Regions from separate parts of the Homo sapiens genome. Here region 2 is linked to region 1. A link is an interaction called in ENCODE POLR2A ChIA-PET data of the cell type or tissue named here. Cell type or tissue: A673. All regions are shown on one strand. Each heading gives the region's core, and the rest is flanking DNA. Links, peaks and the distances in the headings are about the cores only.

Region 1 (5,350 bases), core at 164-5,163:
AGGACCTCCTGAGGCTGTGTCATGGGTGTGTCCTTTAACCTTGGCAAAATAAACTTTCTAAATTGGTTGAGATTTGTCTCAGATGTTTTGGGCTGACAGAACCATCCTCGTTTTTACCTCCTTTTGACTTATTTTCATGAGTCAAATATTCTCTGAAATATCTATCACCTCACAACTGTCCAAAAAGGCAGGACAACTTGAAGCAGGGAGGGGGCTTCCAGGTCATAGGTAGATAAGAGACAAACAATTGCATTCTTTTGAGTCTCTGATTAGCCTCTTACTAAATACACAATTGACATGTGAGGTGGAGGTAGAGGAATAGTCACTCATGCCTTAGTCTGGCTTAGTGAAGCAATAGGGCAGAGGAAACACTCAGATAAGCATTTTTCTCACATGAGCAGAGGGATGACTTTGAGTTCTTGTCTGTCCTTTCTCCACAGGAATATCCTTGTGGGCAAATTGTGAGGAGGGTATGTAGCTTTTTTATCTTTGTAGCTATCTAATTTAGGAATCAAATGGAAGACAAGTTTGCCTGACACCGTTCCCAGTTATGTCAGTGTGTTAGGACACCATGGCTGGAAACTCACTGCTGTAAGTAAGGGAAAACTGTTTAAGCATTTTAGCAGGAAACTAAATTAGTACCTTAGAAATGCAGCAATAGAAAGGGTGGTTGGAAGGTATAACATTTGAAGGAAGGATATCAGTTTTAAAACTATAATAATTAATGAAGGAAGTGGCAGTGGAGATGAAGGTGGAGGATCGGTATGAGAAATATTAAGGAAGGAGAATCAACTAGACTCTATGGATTACAGGGGTATTATAATGCACAATGTTTGTACCCCTCTTCTTTCATATGTCCATACCCTAATCCCAATGTGATGGTCATCAGGGTGGAGCCCTCATGAATGGAATTAGCACCCTTAAAAGAAGAACTAGAGAACTAGCTAAGTCCCCTTCCACCACGTGAGAAGCCATCTACAAATCAGTAAACAGGCCCTCAGGAGATACTAAATTTACTGGCACCTTGATATTGAACTTTCCAGGCTCCAGAACTCTGAGAAATGTGTGTTATTTAAATTACTAGTCTATGGAATTTTGTTACCGCAGCCCAAAGTGACTGAGACAGGTACATAATATATTTAAGAGAATATACACAGAAGCTTAGTCGTACACATCAGACCTCTCTTAAATATAGAAACCAAGAAGACAGCAGTTTAATTAACACTGAGAGGATGCCTTACAAAAACATGCTACGGTCTGAATGTTTGTGTCCCCCACAAAATTCATGTGTTGAAACCTAACCCCCAAAGTGATAGTATTAAGAGGCAAAGCTTTTTTGGAGGCCAGGGCAGATGGACTGCTTGAGCTCAGAAGTTCGAGATCAGTCTGCACAACATGGTGAAACCTCATCTCTACAAAAAAATTAGCCAGGCATGGTGACACGCTCCTATAGTTTGCAGCTACTTGGGAGGCTGAGGTGGGAGAATGGCTTGAGCCCAAGAGGCAGAGGCTGCAGTGAGCCAAGATCATGCCACTGCACGCCAGTGGGTGATAGAGCTAGGTCCTGTCTCAAAAAAAAAAAAAAAAAAAAAAAAAAAAAAAGAAGAGGAGGCAAAGCTTTTGGGAACTGGTTAGGTCCTAACAGTAGAGCCTATCTGAATGAGATTAGTGCCCTTACAAGAGGTCTGAGGAAACTTGCTCAGCCCCTCCATCACGTGAAGAACACAGCAAGAAGGTACCATCTATGAAGCAGAGAACAAGTCCTTACCAGACCCTGTATCTGCTGGCACCTTGATCTTTGACTTCCCACCTTCTAGAACTGCAAGCAGTTAACTTCTGTTGTTTATAAATTACCCCCAATCTAAGGTATTTTGTTATAACAGCACAAATGGATTAAGACAAAGATGTCTTCATTCAACAAATCTTTATTTAGCACCTATTATGTATAGCAGACACACTTTTAGGTTCTGGACATGCTGCAGTGAACAAAATCATGTCCCTGCCCTGATAACAAAATGAGCTGTTCTAGAACCGTTACCCACATAAGCATTAAAATGAAAGCCAGGTTCTGCTATTTCTGGGGAGCAGTCAATCAAGAGCGAATCAATTCCACAAGCCCTGCTAAATGTCTAACATTTGATAGAGATAGAAAGCAGTTTTCACCTTATGGATCCCCTAACATGTGGCCGACTGATTATGCATTCTGGCTGTCAACATGCTTCTTTCTCTTCATATTTCCAAGTTGCAAGTTACCACCACTACCCCCTCACTGACTAGTTCTCTCATCTTTCTCCACCCTTCCAGCCTGCTCAAAACAAGAACCCCCTATCATCCTCATACAGACACACACAGACACAGACACACACAGACACACACACACACACACACACACACACACACACACACACACACACACACACACACACACACGCATGCACGCTCCTCTCTTAAAGCCCTGGGCAGAAAGGGGGAGTATTTTACCCACATGAAGAGATCAGTGTCACCTCTATAACTGGCAGTTCCTGAAATACAGTTTAAGAACCTCTGAGGAAATTACTTCACCTAAAACAGGAATGACTTTTCTTAAAACAGTTAGTTGGAAAACTCATTTACAAGTAGGTCAGGTGAAAATATCCCAAAACAGAAATGTTACCTGACTGGTTATTTTTGTTTTGGTTTTGATAATGGCAAGAAACACAAATAAGATGTGGCATTCTCCTACAACAAACGTACAAAGTGCTTTAACATAGATTATCTTACTTGATCTTCAAAGCCTATGAAGTAGGTCAAAAAGATTTATTGTTCCCATTTTTGAAATTACAAAACTGTGATTCTGATGACTAAATTACTTACCAAGGTCATACAAACCTGGACATACACAAGGGGTTTTCTCCTACATCACCCTGAATCTCAAATCTCATCATTAAAACTTTGGATGTGCCTATACAGTGTTTTTGTTTTTTCCAGTATCAAGTGTATTTTATAAGCTTTGTAAAACATGCAGGTGTTTCCTATGATACCTTACATGTGGTAATCTCCACTTTCCTTATCCTTGGCCCCCAAGCCTTTTTTTTTTTTTTGCCTAGAATATTGCGCCAGCTGCCTAATACGTCTTCCTGCAAGTATTCTTTCCCCAATTCTGATCACTCCAATTCTGTGTTGTAATTAGAATTCTGAAATAGATTTCAAATCTCACATGTGATAATGTAAGACACCTGTTTACAACACGTTCTTTCAGATACCGGCACTAGTCAAGCCTCTTTCCACCTCAAGTCTTCGTGCATGCTATTTCTCTCCTGGAACACCCTCTGCTGCTTCTTGCCTGTTGTGGTGCCTTCTAACATCAAATGCATGGTGTCTCTTCACACCAATCCAACAGGTACCAACAGGTGCCCAACAATACAACTCATTTCTGACAATAACCATGCAGAGTGTCTTAACACAGATCCCACAGGTCAAGGGCTCAGTCCCACAAGACTGCCCACACTTCGGACACCAGTGGCCAGTAGACTACAAATTCACGGGTTCCCACAGGCCCCTCTCAGGTTCCATAATTCTCTACAACTTTTCATAGAACTCAGGAAAGGGTTTTACTTAATGATTGCCCATTTATTATGGAGGCCTAAACTCAGAAACAGCCAGAGGAAGAGGCACAGGACAAGGGAAGGGGCGGGAGTAGGGCACAGGACAAGGGAAGGGGCGGGAGTGGGGCACAGGACAAGGGAAGGGGCGGGAGTGGGGCACAGGACAAGGGAAGGGGCGGGAGTGGGGCACAGGACAAGGGAAGGGGCGGGAGTGGGGCACAGGACAAGGGAAGGGGCGGGAGTGGGGCACAGAACTTCCATGCCCTTCCTGGGTGGGCCACCGTCCCAGCATATGAATGTGTCTGCCCATGCAGAAGCTCTCTGAACTCACTTTTCAAGGGCTTTTATAATTCAATCTCCAGCCACCCTTCCCTTCCAGGGAGGTGGGGGGAATAGGGCTAAAAGCTCCACCCTCTAATCAACTGTTTGGTCTTTCTGGTAACCAGCCTCTACCCTGAAGCTATCTAGAGATGCCACCCTAAGCCACCTCATTAGTATAAATGCCAAGTGCTGAAAGGTGACTTCTTAAGTAAAACCAGAGACACTCCTGTCACTCAGGAAATCCCAGGGGTTTAAGGGTGTTCTGTCCAGGAACCAGGGACAAAGACCAAACATGTTTCTTTATACTATACCTGATAACACAAGTCATCAAGTATTTCTAAGCATCGTTTCTTCAGTAAAACTTGTAAAAAGCATCTGTTTCACAGGACGACTGTGCAGGTGAAATGAAACAACATAGGTAAAGCACTTAGAGTACCTGGCACACAGTAACACCCTAAAATATGCTACATAATAACACACTTTTCATTTCCATTCCCCCAGAACTCAGCAAAGTACATGGTAATGTCTGTTGTCTGACACCAAATATAAATGGGACACAAGAGTAAAAACATATTTAATGTATTAGAGACCCACTGCCTGATTTTTAAAACAAATTTCCTAATTTGTTGCCCTAGTCATGCTAGGCTGTCAGTGATTATCAGTGAGAAAATATATTAGAAGCCTAAATACAGAGAATTATCTTTATTACGTTCCTACATGCCATACAGCATTCATAAAAACAAAATAACCTTTAAGAACTGAATTGAAATTTTAGTTATTTAATTCCATTTAGGACTTAAAGTCTTCCCATATTGTATGAATTAAAAGCAAAATGTCAACTTTGAAATTTCATGAAGAGGAAAAATTCCAAAATTTATTATAAACTATTTTTGATTCCGACAAGGAATGTAAAGATTAAAAAGAAAATTTTACAGAAAAGTGAGGTAATCAAAACACATTTTGTTTCCACTAAACTTCAAAACAACTTTCCAAGAATGCATTAATTCTTCATAGTTTTTAAATTTAAAATAAAAATTGATTGCTATGGATAGCTGACCATCCTCAGTAGTTAAAGATAGACTGATTTTGAGATTTCCCCAAGCTATAAATCCTAGGCACTAAATTATTTAGAGAAGAAATTAAAATTTTTTCTGAATTATGAACACAAAAAAGGTTAGTGATGTTATTAAATGCATTACTGAAAGTGAGTATGTATTTACTAAGGCAGATGTGCAGAACAGGAAACACAAGAGCAACTGACAGTGCTGAGAAATTATGGTTCCCACACCATGATGTTAAATTTTAACAGCCTGGCCCCATCACTTTTTAATAATAATGTTGTAATATTAACAAAAATATTTTGCAATATTTTTAGTTTATCTGCCTCCTAGAAATTTATTCTATAATGGTGATTTGGGTTATAGCGTTAATACTGATTTATATAC
Region 2 (5,350 bases), core at 69-5,068, 1.0 Mb before region 1:
TATTGAAAGTAACAGTTAAAACAAATGCTTTACTTTCACTACTATATAACATGGACCACCATTTTTTCCAGGCTTTTAGAACAATATTCTTCTTGTCTAATTTCCAGTCCTAAAGCTGATGGCACATATTTTGGGATTTGTTATGGCAGGACCCCACTTCCAACATATTCAGCTATTGCCACCATAATGCTCTATAACAAACAACCACAAAATCTCAGAGGCAGGCAGCAGTAAGCATTAGTTTCTGGCTTATGTGGACTGGCCGGGGTTTGCCTCCGCTGCTGGCTGGGAGTCAGCTGGGCTTAGCTCCTGACCTTGAGTTGGGTCCAGGCCTGCTCCCTGTGTGGTTGTTCTGCAACCCTGGCTGCATGAGCTTTTCTCATTGCAGACAATCACATTGCAAGAGAACAAGCCCAACCACATCAGCACATTCCAAGCCCTTGTTTGCATCATGCTGTGGTAATCATGTCTTTATACTCTGTTTTTGTTGATGCTTTGACATCTTGGGGCCTTGCTGACCCTGGAGTGACTACTTCTCCCAGGGTTAGCTAATTCCTAGAGATAGCAAACTACTGGCCTAAGAGTGCACCTTTCATACACAAACCAACTACTCCAGAGCTCATACCCCCCAACACCTCCATTAATGAACTCTTACATTCTGGGCCGATACTCCAGGACCAAATACCAGACAACTGTACCATAGAGTCCACTGAAATTATTCAAAGTGGCCAATCCTAAACCTGCTTACCCTGCCTTGCCCATTATTTTTCCCGCAGAAATGACAATAAAATCTTCTCCCTGCTTCCTCTGCCCTTGACTGACCCTGGTGCTTCCCCATGTGGCCCTGCATTATGGTGTGGCATGCCCTTTTGTCTTGGGGTCTGTTGAGTGTAACAAACTATGTTTACAGTGGTAGCTGTCTCCTGATCTGTTGGCTTTGCCATATCTTAAATAATAAAACCTACATTAAAAAATATTTGTCCACTAATAACCCTTTGGCCAATGTAAATCACTTGATTAATCCCAAAGTCAAGGTGTTGGGAATAACTCTCTGCTCACCAGCCTGGCGAAAGTAAAGACATATTTCTATTAGAAGGGAGAAAAATTGGGATGCTCTTCCCCAGAGTGGCAAGAGTGTGGATATATAATTCTATTAGAGAGGAGTGAAGAATTGAGACCAATAATTCAATCTGTCACCACTTTATATGTATATATGTGCATACATGATGTTTGATTAAAAAATTGAGATATGCAATATGATGTCAAATATGTAAAACAGAATCTCTGTAGAGAAAGAAGTCTTGAAGGAAAGACATTGGAATGTTAATAAGGCATATCTTTGGGTGCTGAGACTGTGGATGATTAAAATTACTCTTTCTTCTATTTTATGAATTGTCTTTCATGAGACTATATTTATTTTATAATTTACAAATATACTGTATTAACTAGAAGCTGAGTCTTCTAAGTATTAAACTAAAATTCCTTGAATATTTTCTGTTTGGGATCAGTAATGGTCCTAAAAGCAGAGCAAGGAGGATTTGCCTAATTCCACCTGGGAGATCAGAAAAGTCTTTTTTTTTTTTTTTTTTTGAGACAGAGTCTCGCTCTGTCACCCAGGCTGGAGTGCAGTGGCACTATCTCGGCTCACTGCAAGCTCCACCTCCTGGGTTCATGCCATTCTCCTGCCTCAGCCTCCCGTGTAGCTGGGACTACAGGGAGAACAGAAAGGTTTCTATGGCAGGGAATAGAGGGTATGACAGGGGTTGTCCTCTTTTGTTCTTTGCTATTTAAAGTTTGGTCCACAGATCACCAGCATTGGTGTCACCTGGGAGCGTGTTAGAAATGCACACTCTCAGTTCTCATGCCAGAGCTACGGAATCAGAATCTGCATTTTAAGAGGATTCTCCAGGTGGTTTGCATGCACATTAAAATTTGAGATGCACTGAATCTATTCCATACCGTTTATTTTAGCATCATTTAAAGTAAATGCATTTTTGCTTCATGATTCAAAATGGCTGGTAGAAATTGTTGTTATAAAATGCAAAGATAGTGAAATAGGCTAACAGATGGGCTGGCTTAATGACCAAATACTAACAATTCTCATACAAAAAAAATGAATTATTCAGTCTATAATATTTATTGATTGACAGTCTGATGTGGGCCCCTGTTACAGGTTGAATAGCATTTCTCTAAAAATTGTAACACAGAACTATAATTCTGGGAGGTATTAGTAAGACATTAATGGGCCCCACTGTATTAGTTTCTTATGGCTGCTGTCATAAATTACAACAAACTTGGTGGCTTAATACAACACGAATTTATTATCTTACAGTTCTGGAGGTAAAAATCTGAAAGAGGTCTCACTGGGTTAAAATAAAAGTATCAGCAGTGCTGCATTCCTTCTGGAGGCTGGAGCTTCCCATACTCCTCTGCCTCCTGACATCTTCAGAGCCAGCAATGACTGGTCAAGTGTTTCTCATGCTAAATCACTCTGACACTGTCTTCTGCCTTCCGGTTCTAGTTTTAAGGACCTTTGTGATTATATTGGATTCACACAGATAATCCAGGATAACCTCACTATTTTAAGATTGGCTGATTAACAACCTTTATTCCATTTGCTACTGTAATTCCCCTTTGCCTTGTAAAGTTCCATCCCCTTTGCCTTGTAAATTTCCAGGGATTAGGAAATGGACATCTCTGGGAGGCCATTATTCTGCCTACCACATCCATGAAACGCAGATTCTGTGGTCACATAAATCTGCAAGTAATATTTCTTTCTTGGAGCTTTGCAATGTACATCGGTATAGTCAAGGCTCCGAGAATTTTTGGAGTAAAGAAACCCCTTTAAGTTTGCTCAACCTAGGAACTCTTTGCTTGCACATTTCATGAAGCTGAACCAGAGAAATATGGGGAAATTCAGAGAAAATTAAAGAACTGTTTTCTGCCCTAAAGGAATTGAAGACAGCTTTTTATTTTCTCAATCATCGATTGCAAATTAATACTGAATTCATTAGCGCTGAGGGAATGCAGGGCAGAAGAGGGAGTGGGAACATCTGTAGAAATCAGAAGCCCTAATTACCAGGCTTCTGTTCCATACAAGGCAATGATGAGAACAGCGGTAGTTGTGGGAGTCTATGCTGATTTCCCTTTCACCATCGACATATTGTGGCATTATGAATAATTTAAAAAATCTGCCTGGGTCATTTTCTTAATCTCCGTGACTCCGTATCTCATATGTAAAGTTGGGTTAACATTCTCTCTTTCATCCAGTATGATTATGGGCTTTTAATTAATGTTAAAATGCTCTTTTTTTGCATTCACATGCAAAAGGAGTTATTAAATTTTGGTGCCAAATATTATGATGGTAATGAGAACTCGCTCACCAATATCTCATTACATGTGCAACTTTTTCCCTTAATTTACTGCATAAATCACCCATGGCTACACACAGTATTATCCCTATAGCCAGAACAGCTTCTTTCATCTTTTAGATATCTCATGTTGAAACCAAGAAATACAAGCTAGAAAAAGCTGAGTCTTATTTTAAAAGTTCCCAGAAGGCATTTGTTTTATGTGGTGAGCATAATGATTGCTTACAATAAAAAAGCCTTGAAAGGTCTCACTTGTTCTAAGATTATTCATGCAGCAATTATGCTATTGATGTCAATTTGTTTTTATGATAATATAAACTATTCTGAACCCACTCAACAGTGCATAGTATAATGCTTGCAATCTTCCCCATGACCTCTCTTGCTAAGATACCTATTCACTTCCTTGATTAGAGAAAACCAAGGAATATAGGCATTTTAAAAACAGATAAAAGTTTTGATCATTTGAAATCTAAAAATGAATCAGAACTTGTAATTTTAAAGTGAATAATCACAAAAGAGAGAAATAGCTGGGTACTCTGACTTATATTCTAGATGACGTTATGTATCACAGTACAAATATTGTCCAAGTGAGCTCCCCTAAATTGTGTGTGTGACATAAAGGGAGGGGAACTTGTATTTATTTTGTAGCTTGCCAAGAGCAAAAGGCTGTCTCAACTTAAATTTTGGACATCTTAAGTTTGTTCATCTTAAATTTGGCTTTGGATTGCTATAGGTTTTCGGGTAACTATTCATATTTCAAATGATGTTATTATTTTGCTTCCGAAGGTTCTTACGTGTTTCTGTAGAATAGGTAACATATTAACGTATTTCACTTTAAAAACAGTAATTGTGGTTACTTTGCCTGCGTGAGTCTATATGTAAACGTGTTTGAAATAGTTATTGAAAGAAGATGTGCTCCCTGATCTTAATGAGGTTAAATCTCACTCTTGTTTCACTGTTTCAAATTTTATTATGATCTTAAATTAAGGTTATATTCACATGGACAGAGCAAAAATTCACCACTGGCATATCTATTTGATGCTGTCAGCCATGTTCACAGCCAGTCTGCAAAATTCATTAGTTATTATGTAAAAGGTGCTTTTAATCCTCAGTAGCAGGATTCTTTCCTTATTTACTTTCCTTTTGCCTTGTAGATATAATTTGAGCAAATAATTTGAAGATGGGTAAATAGAAGTTTGACTGAAGCTGATGAAAGTAAGCACATTGATTAATATTCTTATCATTTTTATAAACTGCATTACAGAAATACATAATTTCTGTAAAATAAAATGTAAAAACAGGCATGGAAGTCAGGGCAAAGGCATATGACTAGAGAAAAGTAAAATGAAACCAAATGTGAGGTGACACCTGGAAGGCAGCCTGTTCCTTTAACACACACAAGCACTCATTCAGGCTAAACAGTGTACACACTCATTTCCAGGTGGGCCACACTATTTAGTTCTATATTTTTAGTAGCCCATGAAATGAGGGGAAAGTGGGTTGGGGGAAATGGGCTAAATGTATAGAGTTGAAATTAAGTATGCTTGTGTAATGGCTCTATTGTTCTCTAAAGTGAGCTGTTCAAAGAACAAAATTTTAAAATTCACTTACCTCTGTAAGTTTCAGAAAGGAGGGAAGTGGTGTAGCTGATCATCTGAAAATATCAGATGATATAGCATAGTCCTATTTTTAGCTCTGAAATGCAACCATGGGACTTTAAAACAACATCCAGTATCTTTTGTTAGAGATGCCACAACCAGTCACGACTGGCTGGCACTGCAGAAAACAGAAAGTTATGGCAAAGGGAATTACTGTTGAGAGCAAAGAACTGGGGGAAAGGCGTCATGCAGTCATTGATGGCTGGTGGGTTCGCTCCAGTGGTACAAGAGTTTTGTGTGTGCTTAAAAATCAGAAGCAGCCACATGTATTCAACCTGTGTTTTTCATCATCAATGACTATGGGTGAAAGTGCTCTTGATT

What was found. Peaks named below come from ENCODE experiments on the same cell type or tissue, not always from the same donor. Only the 100,000 strongest peaks of a DNase experiment are listed, where the experiment ranks them.
Region 2: POLR2A ChIA-PET joins it to region 1 with 6 read pairs; 3 of 35 experiments call an interaction of 5 or more read pairs at or near these places.

Annotation. Positions count from the first base shown.
Region 1 is chr11:108,907,809-108,913,158 of GRCh38, reverse strand. All of the region lies in intron 16 of DDX10 (DEAD-box helicase 10), which reads right to left. Among named protein-coding and RNA genes, the nearest start is that of DDX10, 250 kb to the right of the region's middle. In A673, for the core only: no CTCF peak of the experiment used is centred there; no DNase peak of the experiment used is centred there.
Region 2 is chr11:109,956,062-109,961,411 of GRCh38, reverse strand. All of the region lies in intron 1 of LOC105369484 (a long non-coding RNA gene), which reads right to left. Among named protein-coding and RNA genes, the nearest start is that of ZC3H12C, 130 kb to the left of the region's middle. In A673, for the core only: no CTCF peak of the experiment used is centred there; DNase peaks (open chromatin) are centred at 2,641 and 3,121; H3K4me3 peaks cover 665 bases; H3K27ac peaks cover 1,500 bases.